4 separate regions of the Mus musculus genome follow, and all the other regions are linked to region 2. Evidence: chromatin loops called from intact Hi-C (ENCODE). Cell type or tissue: left cerebral cortex. All regions are shown on one strand.

Region 1 (8,000 bases), 240 kb after region 2:
TACATCTATTCATGCCTACAAGTTTCTATTATGATAACTTCTATAATTCCAGGCTCTGCTTCTGTGGATATATGACATTGTGTTCTGTATCTAAATACTCCTCTACTTTTTCAAAAGACTTATGTGTGTGCATTTAGGGTAACCCAGGAAGGCCAGGATCATCTCCTTACATACTGATCATCAACATTCACAGCTGTAAAACTTTATTTTATCACATAATGTAACAGTCACAAAGCCCTAAGTATTAAAATATCATTTTGGGGGGTTATGATTCAGCATACCACATCTTGTATTCATGTATTTACCTGAAGTTTTAGAACGAGTAAAGTATTCTGACTTGGAATATAGGGTTTGGAATTAAAAGAAATCAGCTCAGAGTACTGTCCCCTTCATTTGCTAGCTGTGGTTTTGTGCAAGCTAGTAAAGTTATATTAGTATTTGTCTTTGTCTTTCCTTTTTTTTTCTATTTTAAAATATCTGAAGATAGATAGCTTACAAAAAAAGGTTCAGTTGGCTGGCTCAGACTTGTATGCTAAAAGTCTAAGACTTGTCTGCTGCATCTGTTAGGCCTCTGGCATGAGCACCTCATAGTCCATAGCATCAGGAGGAAGGTGTTGTGAGAGGAAGATATCATTTGGTGAGAAGGAGAAACCAGAGGGCAGACAAGATTTTCTACTGGGGCCTCATCAGGACTACATTTATCCTTTCTGAGGGTAGCACTTCTCAACCATCAGATCATGACTTCTTTGAGGGCCACATATCCAAAAGCCTGCAAAGTGTATATTTACCTTACAATTTATAATAGTAGTAAAATTACAGTTATGAAGTAGCAACAAAAATAATTCTGTGGTTGGGGGTCAGCACAAAATGAGTAACTGAATTATTTTTTTTAAAGAATTGGCTTTTTTGTACTTTTTAATAACAAATACCAAATGTGTTAATAAATAGATTTTATGATGTTTTCCTTCATTCCATAATCTATTTTTATTTTATTCATATTACATCCCAATTGTACACCCTTCCTCTCTTCCTAGTCCTGCCATTATAAGTCTCTCTCCCCATTAGCCCACCTTCTTCTAAGAGAATGGGAAGATCCCTTGGGTACCACCCCAACCTGGGACATCTAGTCTCTGTAGGACAAAGAACCTCTTCTCTCACTGAGGCCCAACTAGGCAGTCCAAGTAGAGGAAGGGATCCAATGGCATGCAACAGAGTCAGAGAATTCCCCTGCTCTAATTGTTAGGGGACTTACATGAAGGTCAAGCTGCACATCTGAAACAAATATATGGGAGAGGGGGCATAGGTCCAGTCTCTGCATGTTTTTTGGTTGGTGGTTCAGTCTCTGTGCACCTCTATGGGCCCAAGTTAGTTGATCTGTAGGTCTTCCTGTCCTTTACCCCCCAGGCTTGCTCAATTTTATCCCCAACACTTCCACAAGACTTCTGAGCTCCTGATGTTTGGCTACTGCACTACAGGGTCATAGCATAAGGAAGGTTGAGATCCACTGTTCTGTCTATTTCACATTGAAGTTAACTTTGGACCTAGGGTTCAATTGCCTCTTAATTCTGCCACATTAGGGATTAATCAATCAAAATGTACCCAAACCATAGAAATATGTAGATTACATGCATATATTATTTAGTGCAAATAATCACAGAATTAAGTATTTATATAGATACCACACATAGAGCCAGAAGATCTTGTCTCAACCTCTCTAGAATGCAAAATCTGGTAAAGAAAATACAAAACAAATATTGTCAATGAAATTCAGTAAGTTCTATTACCAGGAGGAAGGTCAGGACTGTGGTAATCCAAAGTTAGAACCTATGTCTGTCAGTATCAGGGAAAGAAAATGAGGTTATGGATAGATATCAACAAATAAGAACTAGTTGACCCAGAAGATGAAGTGGTCTCAGAAGGGGCAATGTGCACAGAGAAAGGCTGTGATAGTATACAAAACAGATTGTACCTGAGAGTGTGGGAGTTCCTAAGAGATGCAGAAGAACAGTGTACACAAGACCTAGGAACTCACAACTTCCAAGTCTGGAAAGGACATGTGATCTTTGCCATTTGCATACTTGAACTTAAACTTTGTTCTTGCCTGTATATTTCTACTCAGCCATAAAGAACATTTTGGCATTTTCTGGGAAATGGAACAAACTGAAGGTCATCATGGTAAGAATTCAGACTATGATATACGAGTATTGTGTATGTGTGTGTGTAATCTAGAATAATATTATGTACCATATAATAAAACCATATATTATATGGTACATATAATATATCTACATATGTCATGTATATAAAAACATATAACATTAAAGCAGGAGGGGAGTATTTGAAAGCAAAAAAGTAACCACCCAGAGGGAGTGGGGAACAAGTAGTAGTGAGATCATTGTGAGCAAAGCAAAATGAAATAGACATATGAAAATGTTATAATGAAACCAGTGCCACACAGTTTTTCAAAAATTAAAAAAGTACCTCATGCTTTATTAAATGCTCTGTTCTCATTCCTTTGAAATTCTTAAATTTTCTTTTCAATTACCACATGGAAATTAAATGGCCAATCCTGGTGACAAGAATGGGATTTTAGGCTTTTTGTTCATGAAAAGAAATTTCCATTACACGACTTTAATCAAAGAGAATATGATCTGAGTCAGACTTCAGAAACTCAAATCTCAGCTTGTTCTGGGGAGTTGGATGTGTGGGAGTCTATGGAGAAACCCTCACAAATGTTGTCTGTTCAGGGTGGTCAGTGTCTGATCTTAGGCAGGGAGATCAGTGGTAGGAAGAGGGCTGGACATCAGACTTTGGTTACTCAATAAATGGATACAGAGAGAACTGAATATTAAGAGGCTCAGACAAGTTCACCATTGAGGTCTGAGGGGGAGTGCTATAAGGCTGTGATGAGTCAGGGAACCAAGGAGCAAGATCAGGCTTGGTGAAAATGAATGCTCCCTGCTTACAAGCAGTGCTTCAGCTTCAGTCTCCTTTTCATCATGTTTCTTCTGTCCTCTCTATGCCTTTTCTTGTTTCTCATTCTTTCCTTCTTCCAGCAAAGCTGTGAGAATTGATACAAGCCATTAGGGAAAAGAAAGACAGACATAAGAAGTAACAAAATGGGTCATTTAAAAATCTGTCCTGCAAGTAGCTTTTAGGGTGTTAAGTTCTTTTGTGCCCCATTGGTCATTCTTCTGAAAACCTTCCAGGGAAGCTTTGGTCTGCATTGCCTCCCTTCACCAAAGCTCCAATTACACATTAAACAGATGTACATTTAACCTGCTTATGTCTCATCCATTCTTTAAGCTGTTGAATTGACTTGTACCCATGAAAGACTCCATTATTTTTAAGCATTGTGTTCCCACTAAACTATCACACACACACACACACACACACACACACACACACACACACACACACACACACACTGTTGTTTATCCCTGGTTACCTGGTTATATTTTTCATTTATTTATTCAATAAAACAATTGAATGCTGATTTGTAAATGGTCTTCTCTCCCATAAATTTATAAGCATCAAAATTTTCTTATTGCTTTGCACACTGTGACATTTTTAGAATTTACCTTCGATCCTGGTCAATAATAAGTAATGAATATTTTTTAAGTGAAATATACATGAGTGAATGGTTGGTGATTGAATGTAGGAGATTGCAATAATTGTGTAAAGAGCCATTTAAAAGTACATAGAAAGCTTAAGGCAACCTTGGGGAGGCAGTCATCCCGAGCCTCTAACATATTCTTCAGTCAGAATGGCAGCTTCAATAGAGGGACATGAGGCTAATTAGGAGTCTATAGAAAGGAGTCACAGTTAGTTTGTAATCTTTGCCCTGTATAATTTCATGTGGTCTACACAGCAATATTGACTCAGACAAATTACCATTATTTCTAATAGTAAATAATGAAGTGACATCCTTTGGGGAAATGACACCTCTTTTGAAGGTGTCACCATGACTAAGAGGAAGGGTTCATTCTCAACTTCATGTGGAGTTATTCTAAGGCTTATGTATTTTTCTCCATACCTATGTGCCTCTCAAACAAACCAGCAGTCACTAAGCACCAAGTATGAGTCAGACATTGAGTTATGGGCTGTTTGGGCTGCAGGGATAATTTTGATTCTGTGCAGGAAAGCAAATAGAGCAGGAGACAGATGGTCACAAATTCATTGTGCAAGGAGTTCTGAGGAAGAAAAGCTGTGTTGGCTCAAGCCATGGCTTGGTGTTTGGGACCAGAGGATGCAGAGCCAAACAGGGGCAGTGTACTTTGGAGTTAATCTCTGGCTAGCCAAGACAGTAGAATGCTTGGGAAATGGCCCCAGAGACAGACAGGGAGGGCCCTGGCTTGGCCTGCTTAACTGCTGACAGCCTAGCTCTTGGCACTGCCAGCTAACAGCCGAGAATGGCAGAACAGCACTTAGTCTTAAATTGTTCCATGGCCCTTTGCCTTCCTTCCACATGTCTCTCTTTTCCTGGCATCCTTTTTTCCTGGACACCCAAATGTGTCCTCATCACTTGTCCTCCCCCATTTTGATGAAAGGATCTATTAATGAAGACTTACATTTTCTGCAAAGGATCAGAAAAGAAACAAGTACGTTAAGAAGAAAAGTCACAGTGATTGTAAGAAGCAAATCTACCTCTCATTACAGAATAATATTCAACGTGATTCTGCTTTGCATGTGGGAGGATTCAGAAGTGGGTGATAAAGTGAGTCACAGATGCTAATGGCTTCATTCTGTATGGTGACATAGAGATGGGCAACTGGAATGGTTTTGCTACTTTGTGGGCATATCTCTGCTTGATAAATATGGGTTCTGATCTTGTAAATTTTCCTTTATAAACCTGATGTAAGGGGTACTTCAGGGACTTTGATTTGGATTGATAGAGGGTTATTCTGAAATGAAGCAGCCATAGAATCTAAGAACACATGCTTTGAGTCAAACACAAGCTCTATTGATTTCTCTTCTTATCTTATATCTTGGATAAGTGAAGTAATAGCCGTGATTCATTTTATCATATGATTATGTGGAGCAATGGTCACAAACACCTACTTCATAGAGGTGGCTAAAGGATACAGACACCATGGTGTGGACAAAATTGACATGAGGAGAGGACAGGGAATGGAAGTAGAGGGGAGGGAGAGAAAAGGATTGAGATTCTGTACATAGTAGTGGGTATGTATCGAGTATTTGCTTTCTGCCATAGACATTATGATAATACACTGCATGGCTAATTATATGAAATAAATGTATTAGTTCTGCATTAAGAATAAAGATAGGAAGTCATAGAGATTAAGTGATTTATCTTAGGAAATGTGGCTTGCAAGGGATGGAGCAAAGTCTTGAAGTTTCTATTAGGTCTTTTATTGACTGTCTTGATACCTAGCAAAGTGTCTTTCTTGACCTTGAGTCACTCTGTGTGACAAAATTTCCAGTTGACATCAGAATTAGATTCTTGGAAGCATGAATCTCTCAAGTAGAAGGCTCTGTTCCTCGGCATATAGAAGTGCCCCACCTAAGGGGAAAAATGAGAGATGACTTTACAAAAAAAGAAAAAAAAGTGACGCATACTTTCCACAGGAGACCTCCAGAAATGGGATGATGGTCCTGTGCAGTCACTTTAAACTTGTCATGTAATATTTTATTCTTATTTCAAGCCTGTGTTGAATAAGGAATGGGGTTCTTGAGCTTTGTGTAAAGATGGGAATGAAAATCCCTTAGCTTTTAACTAAGGAAATTATTTTCATATCCAAGTCATTTCTTATTTCTCAACATCTCTTCTCACAGGTAGTGGACTTTTTAAACTGGTGTATATTTATTACCACTTGGTGTGCCTGCACAAACACAGGAAAGCCAATTCTGATGCCTTCTGTATCTTGGAAAGAAAATCTGTAGTGAGAAATTACAGGGGTGAAGAAACAGTTTTCAGAGAAAGATGGGCCTTAGCTTATAAAATTAGAGCTTGTTCTGCACAACGGGCAGTTTAAATGTAAATTGATTTCCTAACTCTTGAGTAGTGCTATTCACCAGGCTTTGAGCTATAACACTGTAGAGGCTCCAACAGGCTGCAGGTGACATGATAAAGAGGACTATACCAGGAACAGAACAAACACAAGAGGCCTTACGAAGTAACTACAGAACCATTTTCTCCTCTTGAATGTTTCAGTTCTACTGAATGTTTAGTAAAATATGAGAAAAAGTGTCTTTCAAAATGATTATCTTTCATTACAGGAGGCTGAGTAAATATTGTGATTCCTATTAAGGAGGACTGGGCCAGGATAATGGATGACAAATCCAAGCTTCTGTATTTTGTCACAGGTACACTCTTCATGTTGCCTTTTCTGCTCATTCTGGCTTACTGAAGTTGGAAGTAGAACAACAGAAATTATGAGGGCACTGTGGATGGTTCTTAAGAAGAGGATGTATAGGCATTCCAAGAGGAGAATTTGGTTTGCAAACTCACTTAGAGATGAGGCATTCTCTCCATGAGTCTTTCAAAAATGCCTGAAAGAAAAAAAAAAGACAGGAGAAATGAAGTCTATCTTAAGTGAAAGTAAAAATGGTTCTCCACCTATACCGTGAACTTGGATATATTTCTATGGAGGATGGCACAGCTGGCCTGTGGAAATGATGCAGAAACTCGCTCGAGCTGGAGCTGGTTACAGAGATTTTGGAAGTATCCTAAGCCCGAGATGAGCATCCAGCAGCACAACAATTAAGAATGGGGAGTCTAGGTTGCTATTGGCTCCAGGAAAAGGGAGAGAAGATGCAGATGGAAACCAGGGGTCAGGAGCAGGGTCTGTTTAATGTTCTTCATGCCTTTTTGCAATTTAACCCACACGTTTTTTTTTTTCTCTCCATCTAATCTGTCTATTTTAGGTCTGGAAAAGAGAAACGTGAAGAGTGAAGATGGCATTCACTGGTTCATAAATCAAAAGACTTCTGACATGTGTAGTCTGTGAGGGAGCCAAACTGATCTTCCAAATTCTCAAAACAGAAGGACTAGGCACATGGTCACAGGAATGGAAATGTTAAATTTAGTGAATGTGTTTTTGGAAAACAACCTCAAAATCAAGATGAATACGATCTTCAAAGAACTTGAGAGAACTTTCTGGAAGTTTTGCTTCTGTATCTTTCACTCTGCACATCATTGTTTAACAAGCACATTGTCACATTTTTAATAATTAGTTAAGCATGGAACAAGTCACTCACTAACAAAGGAATAAAAGTACAAGCAAAAAGGAATGCACATTACTTGAGGACAGTGGAGGGGGATATTTTCCAGCTACTCCAGATTTGAAGGGTCATTAGTCACCTTGATGACCCTTGCATGAAAATAATGAGCACACAGGCAGTAAGGAGACATTCTAATAAAAATTAGGTGACAATAGAAGGTAAGAATTGTTCAAGATATAACAAAAATCCCAAGTGAAAGCCATATGGAAAGTTCCTAACACAGAGACAAGAATCTCAAAAGAAGGTGACACATGTCTTCCATAAGAGGCCATTTCCAGAAATGACACAGAAATTATGAATGCCTCATTCTTATTTGAAAGGCCTGAAATGCTTAGAAGACTGGGCTTTGGGTACTGTATAAAAGTTGAAACCTTTAACTGTTAGCCATTTAACAATTTAATCTTGCTTTATTTCTATTTTATTGATTGATTAATTGATTGATAGCAAGTTTCTGTAAATCTCTTTGTGTTCAGTGTATTTCTTTTTCAAATTCGTTCAAGGTTAATGTTCTCTAGAAAGATAGGATGGTGAAACCATGCTATGGTAAATGTCACAGCTAAGTCCCTTCTCTTTAAGGCTACTGTGTCTGTAATATCTCTGCTGAACCCTGGCAATCTGTCTTGAACACTACAGGCTTATTAAAGGATTTCTATGTTCTAGATGTTTTTGGTTGTATAGGGGAGGAGCATGAAGAAGCATTTCAACCACCTGTAGTAAGCTTTCCTGCTGACATTACTCCCATTATAAAGAAATTT
Region 2 (8,000 bases):
AAAGTTATGAAGGAACAAAAATAATTTTATTTCGGGGGGGGGGACGTCATCACAACATGAGAAACTGTATTAAAGGATCACAGCATGAGGATAGTCGAGAACCACTGCTCTAGGAAGTATATATGGCAGAAAAGGAGAAAGAACAAAGATGATTAGATTTAAGGGTATAACTGAACAAAAGTCTGAGCGCCAGGCTCGGAATCAAGAGAACTATGCAGTGGTTTCTCCTCCACAAGAAGTCATAGGGTGTGTGCAGATTTCATAGAAGGCAAAGTCACCAGTGTGCTTTGTGTTGTAAAGGATTGGGATTTTTAGGAGGCTCGTCTCACTATACATTAAGGGGTTTTCCTTCTTGGAAAGGGGCCTTCATGTAATGTTTTCCACATGTTGAAGGTGTTTGGACTGGTCTGGGACGGGATTCAAGGGGATTCCCAGCTATCTTTGTGTGGTGAGAGGTGTTTGAATCACAATCTTCCTCTTTGAGGCTTCGGCAGAATCAGTGGCATGGAGGCTATAGCTGTTCCCTGACTTCTGTTAGAGACCTGGGAGAGCCCCATTTTTATCTCCCCAGCAGCCCCCTTAAAACCACACATTTAGCTCTCCTACACCTTAGAAGATGCAGGTATGGCTGTCTCCCTTTTCTCCCTTTTGTAGCTCCCACCTGCACAGCCATGGGAAGTGTGGGCTGATGCCATGAAAATCACTAGGAAGGACATGACTGCAACCTTGCCACCCCCTTTCTCTCTCTCTCTCTCTCTCTCTCTCTCTCTCTCTCTCTCTCTCTCTCTCTCGTGTGTGTGTGTGTGATTTTTCTCTCTTTCTGCTCACTCTGTCTTCCTCTCTGTCTTTCTCTTTGTGTTTCTGTCTCTATCTTCCTGTCTCTGTTTCTCTCTGCTGTCTCTGTCTGTCTATGTCTGTCTGTCTGTCTCTGTCTGTCTCTGTCTGTCCCTCCGTCTCTGTCTCTGTGTCTCTGTCTCTGTCTCTCTCTCTCTCTCTCCTTTCTCCCTCACTCACCCTGTCCCTCAGCTGAAATTGGAATGTTTCCGTTTCTAAGCATTGGGTTGCACTACCACCAGCTAACCTTTCTTGTGCACCATGAAAAACGATAGCTGCAGGGCTCCTCTGTGAAATCAAGAGGCACCAATGCCAGCTGGAGTCTTGTGTGCTCTTCTGGCCATTCCCCAAAGGACACCGTGCACAGTTCTGCACTTGGGTAGCCAAGTCTGACATCAAGAGGCAGCGTGACACAAGAGACAAAACGGTGGCGTTTTACTTAGAAAGTTTGGGTTTGCAGCCAGTTCTGACTCTTGTGAGAAGATCCTGGGCTGAGCTACTCAGCTTCCTTGAGCCTCAGTTTCTCCATCTATTAAATGGAGCTGTTGATTCATAATTTGCAGTATTAGAAAACTAAGTAGACAGTCTTCCCCATCACTGTGTCACACTTCATCCCTGACTATTAGCTATTTTATGTCAGTGTCTGACTACCATAGAGGAACTGTATATGGAGAACCAACTAAATATTTGTTTCTCAAGTTCTACTTTTCAAACCCATACAGCCTCAGTATGGAGGAGCCTTTATGCTTTGTGAAAGCCAGTTTGTAAGTTCATGAAACTGCGGGAAGAGAGATGAGAGGTGGTTTTAGTTCACAGCGAACATGAGAACGGATAGGATTCAGGGAGTATGTTTTTCATTCTGTCAGCCTGAGTTCCCTTTCCAAATTCTATTCTGGTTATATGATCAGGCTATTGCTGTATTTATGGGTGGCCACAGTCTGCCTGGTGGGGCATATTTTGTCAGAAGGGAAGTGCTTTCCCTCTGAGGGCTATACAAGAAGCTGACACGTTGAAAAGAAGCACAGCCTCCAAAGAAAGATATGAGCTTAGATTCTGGCCCTATCACTTGAGTTCCAAGACCCAATCTCTCTGCTCTGTGAGTCTCTCTGTCTTATAAGTACACCCATGCTCCAGAGACCTGCTGTGGCCATTTGATACCATGATGCCCAGGGAAGCATCAAGAGCCTATAGCTCATACACTGGTTAATTCTATGCTGGCTATAGTGATTACTGACATTGATTGAAGTAACCAACCTTTCTTAAGCCTCTAAAATTCCTGTCTCCTGTTTCATTTGGGGAACTGTCCTTACTCCCATAGCTGCTGGATTTCAGAACACTGATCTGAGTAAGCACTGCCTAGCTGTGAGATCTGGAGCTGTGTGTCCCATTGTTTGCAATGTGGTAAAAATGTTCCAGGGGTATGAATAGTGTGTTTGCACCCCTTAACCCCATGTTAGCCCATGCAACCTCATTTTTATCTGTCAGAAACTCAGGGAGGAGGGTTGTTCATAATTTATTAATAACTGCTTCTATTGTTAAACTTGACAAACATTTGTTTAGGACATTAATCTTGAAAGTATCTGTGATCTAGTAACAAGGTAAACAGAAACACCTCTGTCTATTGAACTCTTCTGGTGTGTATGTCACAGAGCCCCAGGAGAGGTAACTCCTCACCCTCTTTGTATGAGTGACAAAACTGATGGATGGAAGCCTTGTCACCTCTTGAGACAGGGGAAAGAGAGGCCAAGAGCGCGAAGCTAGGTGTTTTGAACAAATGAGGGAGTGGGTGATTACCAAGCTTGGCTTCACCCATTCTCTCTGTCTCTGTCTCTGTCTCTGTCTCTGTCTCTGTCTCTCTCTCTCTCTCTCTCTCTCTCTCTCTCGTGCTCACCCCATTTGAGTAACCCAGAGAATATTCACACACTGCACCCCCTTCTTTCCCTAGATGTGGTCACATTCTTGGAATGTACCAGGCCAAGGCACACTACCCCCATCCCCCATGCCCTTCGAAAGCCTTGGTTCATAGGACAGGAGAACTTTCCATCAGCTTATTTAGACAGAGCATGCCTCTCACCAGCCCTGGTGAGCTTTGTTGCATCTCAGGAAAGGCAGTGGGGTGGGGAGCAGCTTTCATTTCTAAGGTGCATATAGGGAAAGCTCTATAAAACAAAGAAAAAAAAAGATTCCACGAAAACACACGAAAAAGAGGCATTCACTCTTAAAGAGAGCTCCCAGTCTGGCTCATCCTCTGAGGCAAAGAATCTGATTCCAAAGACCACCAGCCACACAGCACTCCATAGCCAAGCACTTCAGCCTGTAAATGCCTGAGGACATTCTGGAGTCAGAACTCCAGATTCACATCAAGCCCGAGGCTGCCACCTTTTCTCCTAATGGTGCCAACACACCCCTTGCTTGTAAAACACTACGTGCCAGGCTAGCAGGCTGTCTCAGATTGGGCAAGATAAGAAGGCAGAGGCTTTGGGGGTAAGCAGACACACTGAAAAACTGGGTTAAGAGGCCCCGCTTTTCACGTCCAGGGTGTTGGCAGCTTTGGGCCATGACAGAGATTGCCCAGTTGCTGATTTGATCTTTTTTGTTCCTCATTCGCTCCTCATTATAAGGGGAGCTGCTGTCCCCACTTTAGAGAAGTGGAAACTAAGGTCCATAGAAGTTACATATTTTCCTGACACATTTATGTTGTAGTGGCACTAGTGGGAATGCCCAAGCCACTTCTAGGGTCAAACCCCAACCTCTTATTCCCCCTGTCACAACGATGGCATAGAGGAATCTCTGTGCTCTTTCCAAAGTTCACCAGGGAAGGGAATATGTTACTGGGGTTCTGGGATAAAGTGTCAGGAGGGAGGCCGATTTGGGAGCAATATGGGGTTCAGATGCCTCCAAACCTTCTACACATGCCCCACCTGAGGTCTCTGAATCAGGAGGATGGCACCCTGCTTCAAGAACCCACAGACGTGCCCACCAGTTTCATCTTACAGCCTGTGGGCTTTTCATCCGTGCCCAGAACTCATCTCCTAGCTCTGGTATCCAGCTCTTATCTTTCCCCAGAGTGGACACTGAGGATCAAATGGGACAAGAGGGGAACGAAAACTGTCAAGTGCTGAGACTGTGTAGATGCACGGTTGTGTTCTCCCTACTACGGGTACGTGGTACTCATCCCACCCAAGTGCTGTGAGTGAATGCCACTTTAAAATGCAACTTCTCTAACGCTCCAAAAGGGGAAAATCCACAGGTGAGAATCAACGAGGTAAAAGGGTAAGAGTTAAAGTAAGACATTTCCTCCAAAGAAAGGCAGAGACAAAACTTTACCAAAAGTTCCCTGAGTTCCTCTGACTATTGACAGATCCATACCAAATACATGACCGCAGGAGGGCAAGCACAGAATAATCGGGCCGCATCTGATCACACCGGGCTTGGAAATTAAACAAAAGTTTTATAGTTACAAACCCACATCTTACTGGGTACCGGGAATGCCAGGAGCACACCAGAAAGATCCTGGGTGATGGGATCAACAGACTCACCTTTTCCAGGTCGGGAAAAGCAAAGTCTCTGGGTGCACCAGCTCCGTGAAGAAGTACCTGGGTTAAGCCACAACGAGTTCCCAAGCGCGCGGTCCCTAGCGTCTTCCCAGCCACTGTCTGTGCCCACCAGAGGCTAGGGTGTGTGTCTGCGCGCGGGAGAGACGCGTGACAGTAGGCAGGCTGTGGCCGGAGCAGCCAGCTTTGGCAGGCTTATATAGGGAGCTCCTTCCTCTGTAATGGGACGCCTCGCCTCCAGACATCCTTTCCCACTTTTTTTTTTTTCAGTTGGTGAGTTAAAGGCACAGCCCTCCCAGCGGAACAGGGTTAGCTCATGAAAGACGCACTCACTCCAGGCGCGCCGCCAGCTAACGGACCATTTGCATACAATTTATAGTGAAGAAAAAAAAAAGTAGGAATTTCAGCTCCCTCCGCCCCCGCAGAGTAGTTGTTAGTGAAGTGTGATTTTTGCATTGCTCCACAAATGAGTATTCTAATTGTGAAACAGAAGCCTTGGGAACTGGGATATGAGGGAACTGGATCCTGGCGCTGCTCCTGGACTAGAGCAAGCTGGAAACACGACCTGGGTTCCCTCAGGCTCTGGGCAGCAGCTGCGGGGTGGCACCTCGGAGAAAGCCTGAGGGCTGAACCTGAGTTCCTGGAAAGAGGAGATCGAGGAGAGTTGAGCAAGCCCGGGGCAGTTCAGGTTTCTCTTGGCCAGCTTGGAGATAACCCAAGATTAGTTCTCAGCAGGTGGGAACCATACTGGGAGCTTAGAAAAGTGAGCTTTTCTGAAGCAGGACCCAGCGGTGCCCAGCTGCCTGGAGGAATCTTTATCCAGATCCCAATGTCCCCTCAGGAGTCACTTTTTGACATTGTTTATGCCACATACTAAGTGCTTTCTACTTAGTAGGGTCTACTAAGTAGGGTGTAGTACTTAGCTCAGGGTGTACTCCTGAGCTCTCAGTGTACCTAGGTGCTGAGTGAAGACTTTTTTTTTTTTTTCTTAGAGAAGCACTAATATATTTCAAAAGGTAACACTATTTAGGTTGAAGTCCTCATTTAGCATGTTAAAGTATCCCCAAGGCACCTGGGGCCAAGCTCAGCTCACGGTACTTCTGGGCTTGTTTGGGACAGTGCTTATACCCTGCAATTTAGAGAAGCAGTTTAATGCCATCAAGGAATTGTGCCTGGGAAGCACTTAGAATTCATGGCTCCATGACACATTGGTGACCAGAAACAGTGAGTGATGCTTAAGTAGGAAACTGTCACCCATGACAACAGACACAGCTGCTTTGCTGGACTGTGGAAAATGCATCTCTTTGTTCTGTAATTTAGAAGAGACTTCTGATGTTTTAATTAACAACTATTATCGGAAATTTCAACCATCCACTTACTGATTGATACCATCCTTCAGCCTTTCTCATAACATTTAGTTTCAATCTCCCTGGGAGAATAAAGCAAGACAAAATTAGGCTATCCCTAGGGTGGCACCGATTCCAGGACTCGAAGACTGCCTGCTTAAGTGTTCCCTATCCCCCCCCCCCCCACACACACACACACACACACCGCTCAGACATCAGGAACAGCCATAAATAGTCATGTCGTAAAACGACTCATTTGAACTTTTAAACCATTTGGGCTGATTCAGATGTTGGTTGCTTTGGGAATTTTTTCATTCTGCGTGTTAGCCAAAACATATTTCAGTGGCACAAGCCTGTCTTTCCACCAGTAGTGAATGCTTCCACGCCTCTAGGCTTTCCTAAGCAGACCCAGGCTACCTCTTCTCAGTTAGCAGAGAAAGTGTTAGACATGTCTTTACTCCATGTGTCCTATGAGCTATGTTTATATACAATAAATATATAATCAATTTATTTGTAACCATTTTCTTATGTCTGAACAAGGTAAGCTGAGAGAGTCTGCTAAAAGCCGTGTGATTAATAGGGCTTCTAAGAATGTTCCAGACTTGACATCCCTGGTCCCCAACAATTCTTAGTGTTCTATAGTCAATCATGAATTCACAGCTACCACAAACTGCTTAACCTATTACTGGAAAGCGAAGTCAGATGGGAGGCCCTGAGGATGGTGATCCTGACACATAAGACTATAACCATCAGTGGTCACAGAAATGTGTCACATGACACCTGAGATCTATCTTTTTTTCCATTAATTTATTTATTCACTCCACATCCCAGTATCCAGCCTCCCTCTCCTCCCAGTGCCTGCCCTACAGCTCTTTCCCCCATTTCCCCCATCCCTTTTACCTGGGAAGGGGGCCAGGCCCTAGGTGTCACCCCACCCTGACATAGCAAATCTCTCTGCAGGTGAATTTTCTCCCACGGAGGCCAGACAAGGTGGCCCAGCTAGAGGAGTGGGATCCACAGACAAGAAACAGATTCAGAGACAGCCCCTGCTCCAGTTGTGAGGAGGTGGGGGGCCACGTGAAGACCAAGCTGCACATCTGCTACATATATGTGAGGAGCCTCGGCCTAGCCCATGCTATCCCCTTGGCTGGAGGTTCAGCCTCTGCTGTACTGCAATCTACTTGTAAAATGAATGTTCAGCAGGTTATGGAGGCTCATCCTGTCGTGATCATGGCATTTGAGAGGTTCAAGCCTGGGAGTCAGCATGAGTCTGGGCCAGCCTAGACTGAAACCTTCTCTAGAAGACAAACAAACAGAACCAACCAACCAAAACCTCCAAGAACAAACAAGAGACCCTTTCACTAACAAAAAAAGTTTTCTCCCAAAGTGCTGAGAAACATCATAATTCTAGCTATACTTCAGCCTTACAGTGAGGAGGACTGCTCAGACTAGACACTGTTCTGTCCCCCTGGACTCTTTATACTTTACATAGAGTAATAATACTGAGTGATTGCATTTGTTGTGCTGTTTCCATAGTGCACATAATACTGTGATAATCAGTCTTCTAATGCCTTGCCTACCCTTGCCCTCCATACCCCTGACTGTCCTGCTCCATTTGCTTGTTTCTCGCTCCTAATTTGCATATGTAAGAGAAACGTGCAGTGCTTGTCTTCCTGCATGAGTTTAGCTTATTTGACTTAGCAAGGTGATCTCCAGTTCTGTTTATTTTTCTGCAAATGGCGTAGCTGTATTTTTCTTTATGGCTGAATAAAACTTCTCTGGGTGTATCTAGTGCCTTCTCTTCCTCCTCCTCCTCCTCCTCTCGTCTGCAGATGACAGGTAGATGGATTGTGAGTGGTGCCATGATCAATGTGGCTACTCCAGAATCTCCACAGTAAACTGACTCCGATATTTCAGGCTAACTGCCATAGCCCTAGTTTCAACCTATTGAACTTCCTCCACAGAGATTTTCATAGTTATTGGGTGAATTGAATTCACATTCCCATTAGCAGCAAAAGACACCCTTGCCAATAACTGTTGGTTGGACTTTGTTTTCTTCAGGACAGCTTTTCTGACTGGGGTCAGATGGATCCTTCTAGCAGTTTGGATGTTTGTTTCCCTGATCGAGAAGTAGCCTAAGCAGTTCCCATGTATTTATTGCTAGTTATTTAATCTTTTGGGAACTGTCCATTTAGCTCTTTTGCCCATATGCTGAATGAATTTGCTCTTTTGGATTTTTAAAAAAATATTTTTATATACCATGGAT
Region 3 (8,000 bases), 100 kb after region 2:
TTACTATAAGGAAGCATCACCACCCTTTACATTTCATGAAACTCACTCTCATTCATTCTACACATTCTTATTTTGTTTAGGAAAATTCTGTGTGCAGAGAAACAAGAAAAGGAAAACAGTTTGGAAGCCATGACAAGTTAAGGAGGTTTAAGATTCAATCTATTGGTGTCCCAAGAATGCCATCGAATCATTGGCTTATTTCCCCTAATATTTTAATGTAAGATGGAACTGATTTGAACTTACAGTCACTCTGGCAAGATTTTCGTGGGTCTTCAGGAACACTAGGTCACATTGGGGAGAAAGTGATGTGATGCTTTCAATCAACTATATAACATAAGTACAATGTGCACAGTGAGTACAAAGGAAACGAGAGAGAGGAAGGGAGAGACTAGAGCTTGGAGTGAATATGATGCCACCTTAAAATGAATTGTTATCCTGAAACGTTTGGGAGGACATAGAAAAAGTTATCTCTCCAGTAGGCATTCTCATGCTTTCCAAGCCTACTCTAGATTATTAAAAGATTTACGGTCTCTTGATGATGATTCTGAAAGTGCTATAAATTAAATATGGATTGGACACTTATGCAAAGAAAAATACAAAACTTGAATATATTGGGAATCTCTGAAGTACCAGATCCTGGACCAGAAGAGATATTCAGAATGAGGGGGAAAGCTGAAAGGATGCATGGGGGAATGTGGTAGACCCTGTTAGCTTTCTGTCCTTCAGGAATTACTTCAGTGGTAGGGCATCTTGAGTAGTCAGTGAATATACTGAAAGTGTGATGGAAAGCACTGTGCTGTACTCTGTCTCATGCTGTTGAGAGAAGAGTCATCTGTGTATGCCTCTTTGCCTCTGTGCCTTGCATCCCAGCAGCTCAATGCAGATTAGCTTTTCAGATTCTTGGGTTTCAATGGTTTCAATGATGGGAGTTTTATCCTCACAAGTGTCTCTTCACTTCCTTTTCTGTCTCGTGCCCTATATGTGTTCATTTTCTCTCCACTTAGCAATGGTTCATTACACAGTAAAGCCAAGGAAATGCCACAACTGTAGATTTTGAATAGATGGTACCAGTTCTAGTATGGGGGGAGATGACTGAATTCTCAGAAACTTTGTGGGCTAGAAGGCGGGTTGTAATTGGCAGTGAACCAGGAGAAGGCTTTGTTCTCCTAGGGGAGCTGTCTGTGAAACCAGGAACTCTCAGGCCACATTCTTGGCACTGGCCTTCACAAACCATTACTATACCACTAAGTGTTGGACTGGTTTTTCACTAATTGATACTGTTGTGTAGCAGACTGAAATGATGAACCTGAACTTGAAGATGCTATCATCTTGGTCTACCCAAGTAACACTCTGGTGGGACTCTCACCAGAAACAATGTGCCTATTAGTGAAGAAAGTGACTTGGGTACATTTAGATTTTAAAACAATACTCTAGATCATTCAAGTGTGAGCAATATGTTAATGATTTGAGGAGTAGTTCATTCATTCCTTCATTTATTCAATCACTCACTTCCTCAAAATGTATGCAGAACTCGTTCTGTTTCAAATATATGCTTGGACTTGAGTAAGATAACTAAGATACTGCCTTGGTCATTAGAAATATATAGTTCATATAGGTGTTGAGTAATGGTGCTGACTCTTCACTCTAAGAAGCCCAGTCCCTTCCCCCTGCTGATTATGGCTCCCTGCAAGAATCTGTCTTTATATCCAAAAGAATTCAAGCTTACTAAGGAAGGGGTTATTTTGTAATCAAATACACACATTAAGAAGATTTAATAATTTCTCAATTGCTTTATTAGTAGTATTATCATTATTATTACATTATTTTTAATGTATATTTGCCTACAAAGGTGATTTGCCTACATGTATGCCTGTGTACCTTGTTCGTGCTTGGTGGCCCTGGAGACAAGAAGAGGGCATCAGATCTCCTTGAATTGAAGTTGCAAATTATTGAAAGTCTCCATGCAGGTTCTGGTAATTGATTCCAGGTCCTTGGATAGACCAAAAAGTGCTCTTAACTGCTAATCCATTCCTCCAGCTCTTTTTTTTTAGTTTCCGAGATAAGGTCTTATTATGCAGACCAGACTATCTCCAAAATCAGAGATTAGTCTGCCCCTATCCTGAGTGCTGGGATTAAAGCTGTGCACCCTCAAATTCTTCATGCTTTTCTGTTTAATAACAAAAGTAATCTGCAAAATCCCCACAAATCCATGAAAATCTATATGAGAGTAGGATATATAGAGAGGTTATTTGAATAAAGAGGAAATGAAGTTTAAAAAAAGGCAAAATGTTGCTATATCTTGTAATGACATTGTTCCTGGCTACCTGTAATACGGAATTCAAAACATACCTGTTCAGAATGTATTTTAGGTGAAAAGCAGGAAATAAAGGGAGAGAGACAAAGGGAAAGATAAAGAATAAAGGAAGGAAGAAGAAAGCAGGGAAGGAAGGAAGAAGAAAAAAAGGAAGTTATGTACATAAAAGAAAAAAAAAAGACCAAGCAGAGTTTTTTTGTTAGGGAAATCAGCATTTGTGGCTGATTAATAATAATGATAATAATAATATAACCAACCAGTGCTTCCCCATGTTGAAAAATGTGAAGACACTGGGTTTGTGGCCAACTGTGGGATATCTTGAAATGGGCCCAGCCTGATGTCAGTTTTTTTACAAATCAGTTTATGAAAATTTGCATTTCAAAGAATACTCATTGACAAAATATATTCATTATTACTTTAAATAAGTATGATAACTTGTTCGAAAATGTAAATACTTTACTATCTAAATTGCAAAATAACTTGTCTCTTTACATTCTAGAGAGAGGAGAGGCATGCTTTGTGTTGGGCTCTGCATTCTTGGGCAGCTGAAGCAGAGTGAGAAACTGGCTGATGTGGAGAGGCTCTTACATCCAGGGCTTGGACTTCCGGCTTGCTGAATGGAAGTGATGAGCCTTCCCCACGCCCTCTCCCCTTTTGGATCCACGTTGCTATCTGTGTCAGAAGGCTCTGGAAAATTTACACCTGCACACCTGCTCCGTTTTGTGTTCCTCTTGATTTTATGAGTGGACAGCTGTGAGCTACAAGGAGCTCAACAGTTTAGAACCCCTCCCGCAACACGACATGAGAAGACACGGTTTCCCTCTCCTTTTCCACACTCCAGGCTCTGCATGAGACGTGTGAAGGCTGTCTTCCCAGCTTGTCACATATAATTAGGATTTCTGAGACTTCTTCAGAGAAAGAAAAGGGTTGTAATTTTCTGATGTCACTGAGTCATTTTGGTATAACTTTCTTGTTCTTATTGAGGTGGAATGTGTGTTTGTGTATATGTGTGTATGTAAGTGTAACATACATGTATATATACACACATATGTAACATGTGTATGTGTGCATGCATGTGTGTTGTATGTGGAATGTAGTAACATTTAAGGAAATGGATATAAAGTGTTTTTAGACTTGTCTCAGTCCAGTTATCTGCTTCCCTGAGGGCTATGTCATTCCCTGTGCCCAACAAAGTGTCCTGAGACATTTCCTGTTATGTATTCTCTGCCACTTGTATAGTTATTTGTTTTGTCCTCACAACACAGTTCAGCTCTGTCCATGGGATGGGGCAAATGGGTACAGTCTTTTTATAACTTGATTGGACACATCAGTATGAAGGCAGAATTAAAAAGAAAACACTATTTCATTTACTTTAATTATTATAAAATCTTCAGAAGAGAACTAGGTATTCTGGATTTATGTTTTGCATATAGCAGTTGTTTTTTAAAAAACAGAAAAATCATGTTTAATAATGCGAACATTGTTTTCTCTTGTGCTATGGAAGCTAGTTCAGTATGTGTGTACTTAAATAAGAGGAAAGAGGCTGGAAGCAAAATAATGTTCTGGTCTCTACCCAAAACATCCCTTTTTTTTCCTCCCTCTTTGCAAAGTCTTAAAGTCTTAAAAGCTGTGGTGATTAGCTTCCACACTTCTTTCCTAAATGCAAAGTGAGATGCTGGTTTATGGACCAGAATGAAAAAAACCAAGAAGAGCTGAGACTCTCACGGGACAGCTTGCCAGTGAAGTCTTCCAAGTCCAAGAAGCTTTACAGAAGTTGGAGGTGCCCTGGAAAGGGACCAACAGCCTTTTCAGCTCTTTACCCATCACTAATTCTGGCTCCAGCTGGACTCCGGCTTGCTGATGAAAGGGAATGAAAGCCGTGGGCCTCCAAGGGCATTTTGGATGGAATCTATTCAGTCTGCATTTACTTGCGCTGCATTATGAAATCTCCATGACAACAGGCACATGTCTCAGTGTGTTACATGGAGAAGGACTCTACTTTGTCAGGAGAATCTGATCATGTGCCACTTCCTTCCTGGGTGTTGGAATGGGTTCCACCTGGAGTTGGTTTCCCCTCATCCAAGATGATGGTAATACAGAAAGATATCTGAGGCCAGCATCCAAATTCCTGAAACCACCATAGATCCCACTGGAGACATGTGGGAATGGAGTTTGCTTCGGTGGCAGTTGGCAAGCATGGCACTGATGAGAAGTTGAGGCTGAGGCACCCTTTCTGCTTCAGTTGGCTCTCTGATTTGGCTGGTTTCTGAAAGTTATGAGATGAAAGGGTGGGCGAGACTCTGGCCATCATTATTCTGCTCTGAGAAGTATGATTTTTGAAGCTGCTAATACTAAATAAGTCTCACACAACATCCTGAAATTATTGTCCCCCAAACTGTCTGTCTTTAGTCATTTTACAAGCCTGAGAGATGTCTACAACAACAACAAAACAGAACACTGCAAAACAAAAAAGCAGAGTATTGGTCAGAAGAAAAGCTAGTTCTCATCAGCTACAGTACCCATACTAGAATTATCTACCATATGAGATATTTTAAGGAAAATAATTGATTCTCATTTTCAGCATGCTTAGTTATTAATCTCCCAAAGGAGACAACTATTATGTTTCTGGAAAATAAAAAACCTGATTTCCATTTGCACATGTTTCTCTTGGAGGTAGGGGAACTATGTCAAAGACTGTGTCATGAGTACCTGTCTCCCACAGTAGATTCTCATTTTCATTTCTTTGTCAAGTTCATTAATTTTTATGTATGGTAGCTAGAATCATTAAAAGTTTAAAAATCAGTCACCTTAGGACAGTTTACTAATGGATGCAGAATCATTTCACTGATTATGGAGTTTATGTTTAGGCATAAAAGTTCAAGAACTGAGAAATTTATCAAAGAGCTAAAAGAAAATCTGCCATATGATGCATCCATACAGTTCTTTGGTGGACCCAAAGAACTTATTATCTAACAGTAGGGAAACTTGCTCAGTTGTTCATTGTTGCTGTCAAAATAACTAGGAAATGGAAAAAGCCTAATTATCCTTCAAATGATGAATGTGATCCATATACACTAAGGATTACTATTTAGATGCAAAGCAAAATGAAATAATGAAATTTCCAGGTAAATGAATAGAAATGGAAACTGTTTTTCTAAATGAGATAATTCAGACCAAGAAAAAAATGCACATGCCCTTGTTTAGATGTAGAATGTGATTCTGACTCTTTAGGTTTGAGGATGTAACTTGAAGTAACCACAGAAACCAAGAATATAGAAAGGGATCATAGTAGAGTTGTGAGCAGGAGATATAGAGAGGCGGATACAGGAGACTAATGGGGGGGAGAGGGGCGGGAGGCAGGTGACTTCATAAGGTGAGAAGGAGAGTAGAGGGAGTGGAGGCAAGGAGACTTAAAACATAGCTCAGATGTTTGAGAAACTATAGGGAAACATTTTACAAGGTTAATACACACACACACACACACACACACACACACACTTCTCAAGTGAGGTGATAACGCTTCCCTCTCATTAGCCATAGAGTTTCTATAATAAATCTCCCATCTAGTCGTTAATCAGGGGTTTTTAAGAGATGCCCCTAAACAATATGGGCTATTATATTATATAGGCTATTGCCATTGCCTTTTGTTGCCTCCCAGAACTTGAAAGCAAGATTCTATAACTGAAGACATGACATACTCTGGACACAAGATTTAGAGAAATCAAGCTGGATTTAACCTAGATGCTCTTCCCCAAGGACTTGCTCTTATTCTATTCAAAGTTGCTTTGTAAACAACAAAGGCAAAAATGTAACGAATAGTTATACCCAGATGTATAATCAACTATCACAAGGGCCAGCCTGATAAGACATTCCTAATACTGGTACTTTATTTTGAAGATTGCCAACGACTCTCTAATTGTCATTAACAGGAGGGAATTCACTCAACAGGAGGATGTTCACTCAGTAGGAGCAAACTCATGCCTGGTATATGCATGTAAATGCATAGACAACCATCAATGTCTGAAGAGGTCATAGACTGTAGAGAAGAACTTACCTAAATCAATATAGTTTGTGTCTGTATTCTACTACTTATCATTGAAACCACAGGTACTGTAGTTCTCACCATAAACTTAAAAGTAGGGTGGAGGATGGTTTTTTGTTTTTGTTTTTGTTTTTGTTTTTGTTTTTGTTTTTGTTTTTGTAATGGAGACTTTTAGAGATATTTATCTAAATGCAGAGAATAAGTGGCTATGGAAATTCCAAACCTAGTTAGGACATCTGCAGTATAACTCCTACACCTAAGCATCTGGGTATGACTTAGAAAATTGTAGTAGAAAGGTTGTAAGAGACCAAGACAGTGTCTTTTAGATATGATGGGGATGCCTCACTCATGAAATCCCAATAATATCATTGCCTAAACAAGAAGTGCATATGGATAACACCAGTGGATATCCCTTTCAACATTATGTGGCACACCCATAGTGCCTTCATCAATGTCTCAAGATACTGACAAGTATCTCCTGGCAGCAAAATTGGCCAAAGTTGAGAACTATCAAACTAGCAGGCAGCAGGGTTATTCATGTCATATAACAGTTCAAGGGCCTGTTTGTATATTTTACAGTAGATGAATTTAATATGAGACGATCTTCTTTTTTTGCACATGGGAAATTATATGCATCTTTAAACTAGATTGTTCTGCATGCTTATATGTTTGAGGTACTGGAATGCACTGCTGCATTAGGAATTCTCAGGTTTGCTTTGTTTTGGAGACAGGCATGCATAGTCACAGTCCACAGTGGAAGGACTGTATCAGTTTATTGATTTGTGATGTTGGATACTTTGCTTGTTCCCACTTCTCCCTCCCTCTCTCTTTTCTTCCCTCATTATCCCCTCCATCCATTCCTTCTCCCTCCTACCTTCCTTTCTTTGTTTACTTTCCTATATTTCCCTCCACCCTCCATATTTCAAGTATATCTTTTCAATGGCTATCATAGCCTTGGTTTTGTGTTATGTACAACAAAGTCAGCACTGGACCATGAGACAGTCTTACTGCAATTCATTCCCAAACAGACTAAATCCCTAACGAAAAATCATTGTTCTTCTTAGAGAATGCTTCTTTTCTGTTGAAAACAATCCTAAAAAGAGGGAAGGAAGATGGACAATAAGACAAATGGAGGACAGAGCCAACATGAAGAAAACAAAAGGGGGGTTACCAGTCACTCCTCCTCAGGTGAAACTACAGTTGAACATTAGTTCAGATAGAGCCTTGAATAGCACATCAGGGAATTTTCAGATGTCAAATGTCACATCCTGGCACACCAGGAGAGATGGGAAAGAATTAAACCACTCAACTTGAAGAATAAAAACTGCCAAGGTGTTTGACGACTTTGGTGCCACTACTCTGATTTGACTTGAAGCTGAAACTAACAGTTTTCAGTATCCCTCTTGCCAAAGAACTCTTCAATGTCCCCTTATGTCAAATATCTGAGATATATTTTATGCTCTGAAAAATAAATCCTTTCCTTTCAACAGACTTCTTCCCTTATAAATGGCTATGCTGGTGAAGACTAGACTCATCCCAGAGGAAATAAATCAACAGACTTGACCTCTTTTGCTTCTGTGCATTACAGATGTTCAGTATCTGAGAGCCTGCTCTATCATATGCCCACATGACCAGGGCCAGGGC
Region 4 (8,000 bases), 450 kb after region 2:
CTATGTTGGTTTTAAGAATTTTGAGATTATATTGTGCTTAAAGTCTAGAGGATATGTTCAAACATCTTATATAGAGAATAGATATGTAGAGACAGACAGACAGACAGACAGACAGACAGACAGATAGATAGATAGATAAATAGATAGATAATAGATATTAGATAGATATATACATACAGAGATGATAGATACATAGATGATGATATACAGACAGATAGAGATGGAGGATAGACTGTTAAAGACTCATAAATCTTATAAGTAGATACTGTAGGTCACTTCACTTGATTTATAGAACACTTATGTTAACAACTTGTATTATCCTAATTTAAAAAAAGCTATAAAATATAGGCTCCATGTCTAAAGTTATTTAAATAGTAAAAGTATTTAATGTGGAACATGTACCTTTAAATTTCAGGCTCAATTTTTTACATTGTCCACCAATTCTCAGGGACAATACAAGCTTGGCTGTCATTTATTTCCCTCCACACCTGGCTGCCTGGCCTTCTCATGGGAGAAAAATGCCACCTGTTTTCTTCATATATCTTCAAAGCAGCTCTGTTCACACCAGGGACATTCTTCCCAGCTGCAGCCTCTGTCCCAGAGTCTGTTCACGCAGTCTGGGACTAATAGAGATCCCAGAAGCTCCTGGCTTTGCTGACAACATCAGAGGCAGAAGACTGCAAAATAGGAGCAGCGAATACTTTCCAGAAGAAAATGGGCTCCCTCCTCAGGCAGACCTCACTTGACCTTTGGGCAATTATAGGGTGTGGGAATATGATTGAGAAACAGAACTAGGGTGTCTCATGCTGCCACGGAACCAAAGGGTCACATGTTTCACTGGAGCTCATATCCCCAATGCCACCCATTATATTCTGATAAGCTGTATGCAGCACTTCATTAAAATATTTGTTTATCTATCTAATCCTTTCATGAGAATATGTTAGTTTTTTTTTTCAAAATCTACAAATTAGCTGGATGATGAAGAACAATCTACCCACACAAACTATTTGCTAAAATCTATTTCTGTGCTATGAAGCAGAGGCAAACAATAGGCTTTTTAAGGCACTGTGACAGGTGTTCCAGGAGAAGCAGGTTCTCTGAAAGTACAGGACAGGCACAGAAAGGCATACCATTGTAAGTGAGTCAGGATAGACTGTAGGGGGAGGTGACATCTATGCTAAAGCTGAGGAAAGAAGAGTACATTTCAGGACGGGGAATGGGATGAAGTGCAAAGTCCTCTGCATGAATAGAAACTGTACTGAATATGAGGGCCTGAGTTTGGGGGTGCAGATAGTGACTATGTAAAATTCAAGTTAATGAGACTTTCCTGTGGCCTCAGGAGCAGGGGACATAGGAGATGCCCAGTGAAATGAGACTCAGGAGACATATTGCCTCTGAAGTAAGTGGTAGTTAACATCTCTCTCGGAGATTGAGTTTTGGTGGGATAGATAGAGTTTATTCTTTCTATCATGCACAACTATAAAATGAAAAGGTACCCTGAATTTTTGGACTACATTATCACTTTCCAAAAGAGTTGAGAAACAGCAAAACAACATCAACCTTAATAAATGAGATCTCGGGGGAACCTAGTAAGGAATTCAGCCCTAGCGCTACGTTAAAGCAAGAACATGCTGTCAGGTAGTTTTTCACTATTGCCTTCATCTGCCAAAATGCTCTTACTGGAACCTGCTACTAATCTTCATTCTCACCACTCATGCTGGCCCCTCTTGCCACTTCGTCTCATGCCTCCCTTCTAAGTTTGAAAAGACTTTTCTTTTTTTTAATTATTAGATATTTTCTTCACTTACTTTTCTTTTTCTTTTTTTAATTAGATATTTTCTTTATATACATTTCAAATGCTATCCCAAAAGTTCCCTATACCCTCCCTCCACCCTGCTCCCCTACCCACCCACTCCCATTTCTTGGCCTTGGCATTCCCCTGTATTGGGGCATATAAAGTTTGCAATACCAAGGGGCCTCTCTTCCCAGTGATAACCGACTAGGCCATCTTCTGCTACATATGCAGCTAGAGATAGGAGCTCTGGGGGTCCTGAGACGTTCATATTGTTGTTCCACCTATAGGGTTGCAGACCCTTTCAGCTCCTTGGTTGCTTTCTCTAGCTTCTCCATTGGGGACCCTGTGTTCCATCTTGGAGCTAAGATGAAAGGATGGACTATCCAGAGACTACCCCACCTGGGGATCCATCCCATAATCAGCCACCAAACCCAGACACTATTGCATATGTCAGCAAGATTTTGCTGAAAGGACCCTGATATAGCTGTCTCCTATGAGGCTATGCCAGTGCCTGGCAAATACAGAAGTGGATGCTCACTTACTTTTCAAAATGCTATTTACTTTCCTAGTTTCCTCCCTGAATGTCCCCTATTCCCTCCCCACTCCCCTTGCTCCCTAACCCACCCACTCCCACAATAGCTTCTCAAACCTATCATATATCAGATAGGCAAAATAATTCTGGCCAAGTTGATAGCAGAATGCTATGTGTCATTGTCTAGGAGTCTTGAATGTCCTTCCTTTCCTTGGAACTTTATGTCAGACAGGCAGATTTTTTTTTTCTGCAAGTATTTAGAGTGTCTTCCCTCTGTACTACAAGCCCATATGCCCAAGTGCTGTGGCATCAGTTTCTTAGATTTCTTCTGACTGTCTTTGATGTCTGTAATACAAAAGAAATTTACCCAGAAGATGCTAATCAACAGATTTTAAAGTTTCCAAGGGTGCCTTGACTTTTCTGAGGTACTCTGCTTTGTTCTATTACCTTTACAAGACCTCTGGGGGGTGAATCAAAAGGCAATTTCTGGGGTAGAGGAGATGGTTCAGGTTCTAATGGCTAGGCATATAATCCAAAGGACAAAACTGTGTTTCTGGAATATGTTTTATAAAACAAAAAATAAATAAAATTTGATTACAGTTTTTTTCCCCACTGCAATCAACTTTGTGATTTTGTGTACAATTACCCAGTTGGCTTGCTAAAATGTGCCATAATATTTTTTCTTGAGACAAGAAAATGAGAATGGATGAATACAGTTAATTTCTACTGGAGGTCTTTTGTGTACTGTGTCCAAACTTATCAAATTCCTGCACCATGGTTATATCCCTGAAAAAAAATGCATTTAAGTTTTCTTTTAATAACTCCCTTTCATGTTACCTACTTATTTGTCTCTTGAGAGAAGCAGTAATCCCAGGATCACCAAGGCAATATCCAAATAGAAGCACCATGCTCAGAGGTCTTCATCAATCTCAGCATGAGAGACTTTTCTGAAATATGTATTCTCCATTTCAGTGGTACAGGGTGAGAATGACTCCAGAATGCTCTACAGATACTTGCGTATTAACTCACAGATGAGTTAGGGTCCACAACTCTGGCTCCAGCTATGCTGTCAATTCATTGGGTGATACTGGACAAGTCTTGTGATTAGGTGTGTCTCAACTAATTCTTCCCTTAAAAGCAGTGTTGAGATAATATTTGTGTGCTTACTTTGAAAAGCATGTCCCCTTTATGCAACTCCAATAAGCTTACAGGACTTATTCTGGCAAAGGGTTCCCTTCTTTCAGTAACTTCATCTAACAATTTGGACAGCCAAGACTTACTGAGTATTTGCCAGGATGCTGTATAGAGGAAAAGAACCAATTGCAATTACAGGGCAATTTTTTAAATCTTGAATAATGGCTATTTACTGCTCTCTGGTGGTACAAGGAAGGTTCTGCAGTTGTCCATAGATTACTGATATAGACCATGCTCTTGTAGCAGGAACAGTTAATGTTAAATGCATAACATACTGACACACACCCTGCTACTATGAACCTTCTGAATAAGTTCTTTATTCATATTGTAAAGTAAATTGACTTATGCTTTTTGTGTTTAGTTTACTTTTATAAAACATAATGTCACTTGTTAGAATTAGAAATTAGAGTATGTATTAATGTAAATATGGGAACAGTTTGCAAAGAATGTCAATCAAATAACACCAAGAAACTCAAAGTTATGATTTAAGCAGAAAAAAAAACCTAACAAGATTCCATATAAAAAATATAAATAAATATGTTAATTCTTTCTATTTGTGGCTCACAGGCATAGGAACAGTGCTGATTTAGCACTGAGAATCTCTATATTGCTTCATGGTTTTCATACTTGCACTCAATATACAGGAAGACATAAGCATTTTGTTACTCAATGAATTCTACATAAGAAGGATCTGAGGCTTAAGGAGGCAAAGAAACTTTCTGAAAATCTGAGGGGCACTGCATAGCCAGCATCTGTAGTTTGGTTCAAACCTGCCATGTTTTAAGCTATTGGTGCTCTATCACCCAGGTTGCCAGAAGTCTTTAACATCATTTCACCTTTTTGTCCCCTTTACAGAGAGACAAATTATGATTGACACATAGATGCTATTTGTACAATGAAATATTGATGAAAGTTTGACAACCAAGTCAGGATGGTAGTTGGTAGGATAATGTTTAGTGTTTTCTGGCCCTGATGAAAATACTCATAAAGTGGTCTGTTTTATTGAATGCAGAGCTGAGGAGACAGTGGAAAAATTGTTTTTTATTTTTTTTAACTCATGGTATAGCATGGGTGCTATGTCTTAAATAGATATCATCTAAGTATTAAAATCAGCATGTTGCAGCAATTATGAACAAAAGTCCAAGTGCACAGCCCCATTCTGCCTTGATATTTTCCTGGCTCCAATCTGCAGTCTCACCACTCAATCATTTTAGCTTGTGAAACCTTCAATTTTCTATTGCTTAGCTGCACGAGAGTATATTACACATCAAGATGAAGTGAAGAGAAACCCATGGTGTTGAAATTGACCACTATTTTTCCTATTTTCTCTTAGTCTTCCTAAGAGAAAGGCAAAGATGCCCTTGTTGATGGATACCACCAGCTAGGTCTCTGCAGTATGCTTTATCCCAGTGAATGCTCTACTGGGATATAACTGTCTTTTTAAAACATAGTTGTATTAGTCCCAGAACAGAATGTTGCATTTATCAATTATAGATATAAAATAAATGCTTTTTAGTAGTCAGTGCATCAAAATGTTACCATTAAAATAAACTTCATATTATCCTATGGCTTTGAAAGGGATTTTTTTTTCTGTATGGAAGTCAGTTCTTCTTTCTTTAATGTAAGGAAAATATTAATTACTCTGATAGTATTTATATAAAGTTATATACACACATATATCAAGATTTACATTCATGACAAAGAATATGAAATTATTTTTTCTTCTTCTTCTTTAGCATCTTCTTCTTAACTTCTCCCCTTCTCTCTTCATCTTACCTTCATTTTTATCTCCTCTTTATTCTACATTACTTACTCTTCTTTCAATCAATTTTTATCATTATAGTTTAAAAGCTTTTCTGTGTTATCTTCATCATATAAAACAGAATCTGTGGGAAAGATAGATGTTCACTTCAGTGTCTTATATATGTTTGGCAGATGATTTTACTTATATAGCCCGGATGTAACTTCTCTCTGGTATAAATGTCAAGTAAGACCCTGCACTCAGAAAACAATGGATCTCTATGAGGTCAAGGCCATCCTTTTCTATATGATGAGTTCCAGTCCAGCTAGGGCTACATAGTGGGAAATAAGTAGATAAATTTACAGATAAAGAATGGGTATTAAACACATTAAAAACACTTAGGACTTCCATGAATGATTTATTTTTCTGTCCTTGTATTGTTTTGTAAGGCTGGCTATAAAGCCAAGTTTAATGGTTACACTCTCTTTAAAGGCTGTTGTCATTCTCTAAGTTCTTTTCACACAGAATAACTTTGTCTGTCATAGAATCTTTCATTTCTAAAACCCAATTACTACCCAATATTTAGTCAGTGGCAAGGCAAGAGAAGTGCTTGAGATACGGAATAAAGACTCATTTTAGCTCATGATCTGGAGGAGGAGTGGGATAATTTATAGTCACGTGATTCCATCACATAGAATTTGGAGTAAAACTGGTCATCATCACAGGAAGCTATGTTGAGAGAAGCTTTTTCACCTCATGGTGGATTGGAAGTAAAGAGAGAAGAGGAAGGGGTTTGGATGCTGATGACCTCACGATTCACATGATCTAAGCAACAGAGCTTCCACAACCTCCTGTAGTAGTATGGCCATCATACACTTTATATATGGAATTTGGGGGAACATTCAAGATCTAGATCAAAGCAACAGACTTTTTACTATGAGATACTCTGTTTCATTTCAGGGATACAATGGGTTTGCAAACTAGGCTTGAATTCATACCCAAAAGGAGCTAAAATTTCAAGAGAGCCAAACATTAGGCAACTAATCATAAGCATACTATAGATAAAAATAGGTGGACCAAAGTTTAGGAACATAGTGTGACTTAATATTTTGTGTCTCTATGGGGGTTGATACTTTTTAAATAGGGGCAACACACTATGTCTAAGGATGTTATATGAAAGATTTCAAATTTTTATTCTATAAATAATAGCAATCCTCAAATTGATTTAAGTAAAATACTACCTTTGTTAATATCTATTATTTTTGGAGCATCCAGCAAAACTATTTACATGCACTCATATTTAGGATTTGTTTGGTGAAATAATACAATTAGTATTTATAGTGAGTTAAATATTTAAGTAATAATATTACAATATTATATTTACAATATTTAAGTACAGTATTACAATATAGTGAGTTAAGTATTTAAGCAATAATTAAAACAATAATAAAAATAGAAACATCTAAGATTTTTTTCAGAAAACATTATTCATATCCTATAGCCTTGTAAGTGATTCACTAAAGTTGATATTAATATTCCAACTGAAGAGGAGACTGCTAGTAACTATTTGGTACAGCTGATAGGTGGTAAAGCCAGAAACCACCCCTGATTTATGAGTTAAGTCAGGGTCTTCACTGTTTTTGAGTTGCCTAGACTCACACTATGTCATGAGTCTTCTCATGGATGTCACTCAGTGTGATGTTTAATCCTTATTACCAACATATTGGGATTTAGGACCACAATGAGACATCTTCAGGTCTGCCTTTAGAAGTGTTTCCTGAGGGGTTTGACAAAGGTGAGAAGACTGACTCTAATGGGAGAACAACCATCCCTTTGCTCTGATCCTAAACTAAATAAGACAAAGAAAAGAGAAAGCAAGGGAGTGGAGCAGCAGCATTCCTCTCTGCTTCCTGACTGCAGATACAAAGTGCTCCTTTAGGCTTCTGTGGCCAACCCACAGCCACTCTTGCTGCTGTGCCTGCCCTCCCCTGATGGACAGGGTATACCTTAAACTGAGCCCAAACAAACCTTTATCAGCTATCTTGTCAAAGCAATAAAGAAGTGATGAAGATACTTAGCACTATAGACTCTGATGAGGATAGAAGCTGGATGGTTCATGTCTGTATATCCTCATCTCTAAAGCATTCTGAATTTGGCAATAATGCACATTTCTTCCCTCTCAGAAGCTCCTACTGTAGGAGCCAAGAATCCACGAACTGAGGTAGCAAATTCTATTTTATAGAATTTTGGGCTCAATGTTTTTTATTGTATGTGGAGGATTGTTTTGACCCTTGACAGTTAAAGTTATTTTATTAATTATATGTATATATACATATATATACATATATATATATACATATATATATATTTATATCACATATATGTATATGTCATAACAGAGAAACAAATAAAGTTACCTGTAATTCCAGTACTTGGATGGTTGAGGTAGAAAAAATCTGTATTCCAAAGCTAGTTAAGCAATGTCCTTGAGGCCCCATCTCAAAGAAACAACAAACACCTGGCAAAATGTCAGAGGTTTACTATTCCTACTTAAGTAATCTAGAGCTAAGCATTTCTATATTCTATAGATATTTAATAGGAAAACAGGAACCTCAGCTCTGTTGAAATCCAATTGGATAAACTATTCTCTCTTGATGAGCGTGATTTAAAGAAGAAATAGAAAAAAGAGTTAGGCATAAAAAGTGCACGTTCTGGCTCTTTTTCACCGACAGAAGTCA

What was found. A loop is a pair of places that touch in the nucleus more often than their neighbours do. Peaks named below come from ENCODE experiments on the same cell type or tissue, not always from the same donor. Only the 100,000 strongest peaks of a DNase experiment are listed, where the experiment ranks them.
Region 1: a loop joins it to region 2, with 3 times the contacts of the local background. A loop is called at or near these places in 2 of 42 quality-filtered maps.
Region 3: it touches region 2 in a loop (3-fold over the local background); 3 of 42 quality-filtered maps call a loop at or near these places.
Region 4: it touches region 2 in a loop (2.7-fold over the local background); 2 of 42 quality-filtered maps call a loop at or near these places.

What each region holds. Positions count from the first base shown.
Region 1 is chr4:64,278,416-64,286,415 of GRCm38, forward strand. It overlaps Gm31115 (a long non-coding RNA gene), which reads left to right. Exons shown (of 3, transcript XR_390647.2): 2 at 6,241-6,327; 3 at 6,889-7,703. Among named protein-coding and RNA genes, the nearest start is that of Gm11217, 5.8 kb to the left of the region's middle. In left cerebral cortex, no CTCF peak of the experiment used is centred here; DNase peaks (open chromatin) are centred at 4,172, 4,674 and 6,551; H3K27ac peaks cover 601 bases.
Region 2 is chr4:64,042,376-64,050,375 of GRCm38, forward strand. Tnc (tenascin C) reads right to left here and starts at 4,561. Exons shown (of 27, transcript NM_001369211.1): 1 at 4,374-4,561. The region is part of intron 4 of 8030451A03Rik (a long non-coding RNA gene); the gene reads left to right. In left cerebral cortex, no CTCF peak of the experiment used is centred here; DNase peaks (open chromatin) are centred at 4,749 and 6,090; H3K4me3 peaks cover 563 bases.
Region 3 is chr4:64,144,961-64,152,960 of GRCm38, forward strand. 8030451A03Rik (a long non-coding RNA gene) reads left to right here. Exons shown (of 12, transcript XR_881356.2): 12 at 2,814-3,596. Among named protein-coding and RNA genes, the nearest start is that of Gm31115, 5.3 kb to the right of the region's middle. In left cerebral cortex, no CTCF peak of the experiment used is centred here; a DNase peak (open chromatin) is centred at 4,175.
Region 4 is chr4:64,489,089-64,497,088 of GRCm38, forward strand. No RefSeq gene overlaps it. Among named protein-coding and RNA genes, the nearest start is that of Gm23950, 48 kb to the left of the region's middle. In left cerebral cortex, a CTCF peak has its summit at 3,700 (motif pointing left); a DNase peak (open chromatin) is centred at 3,606.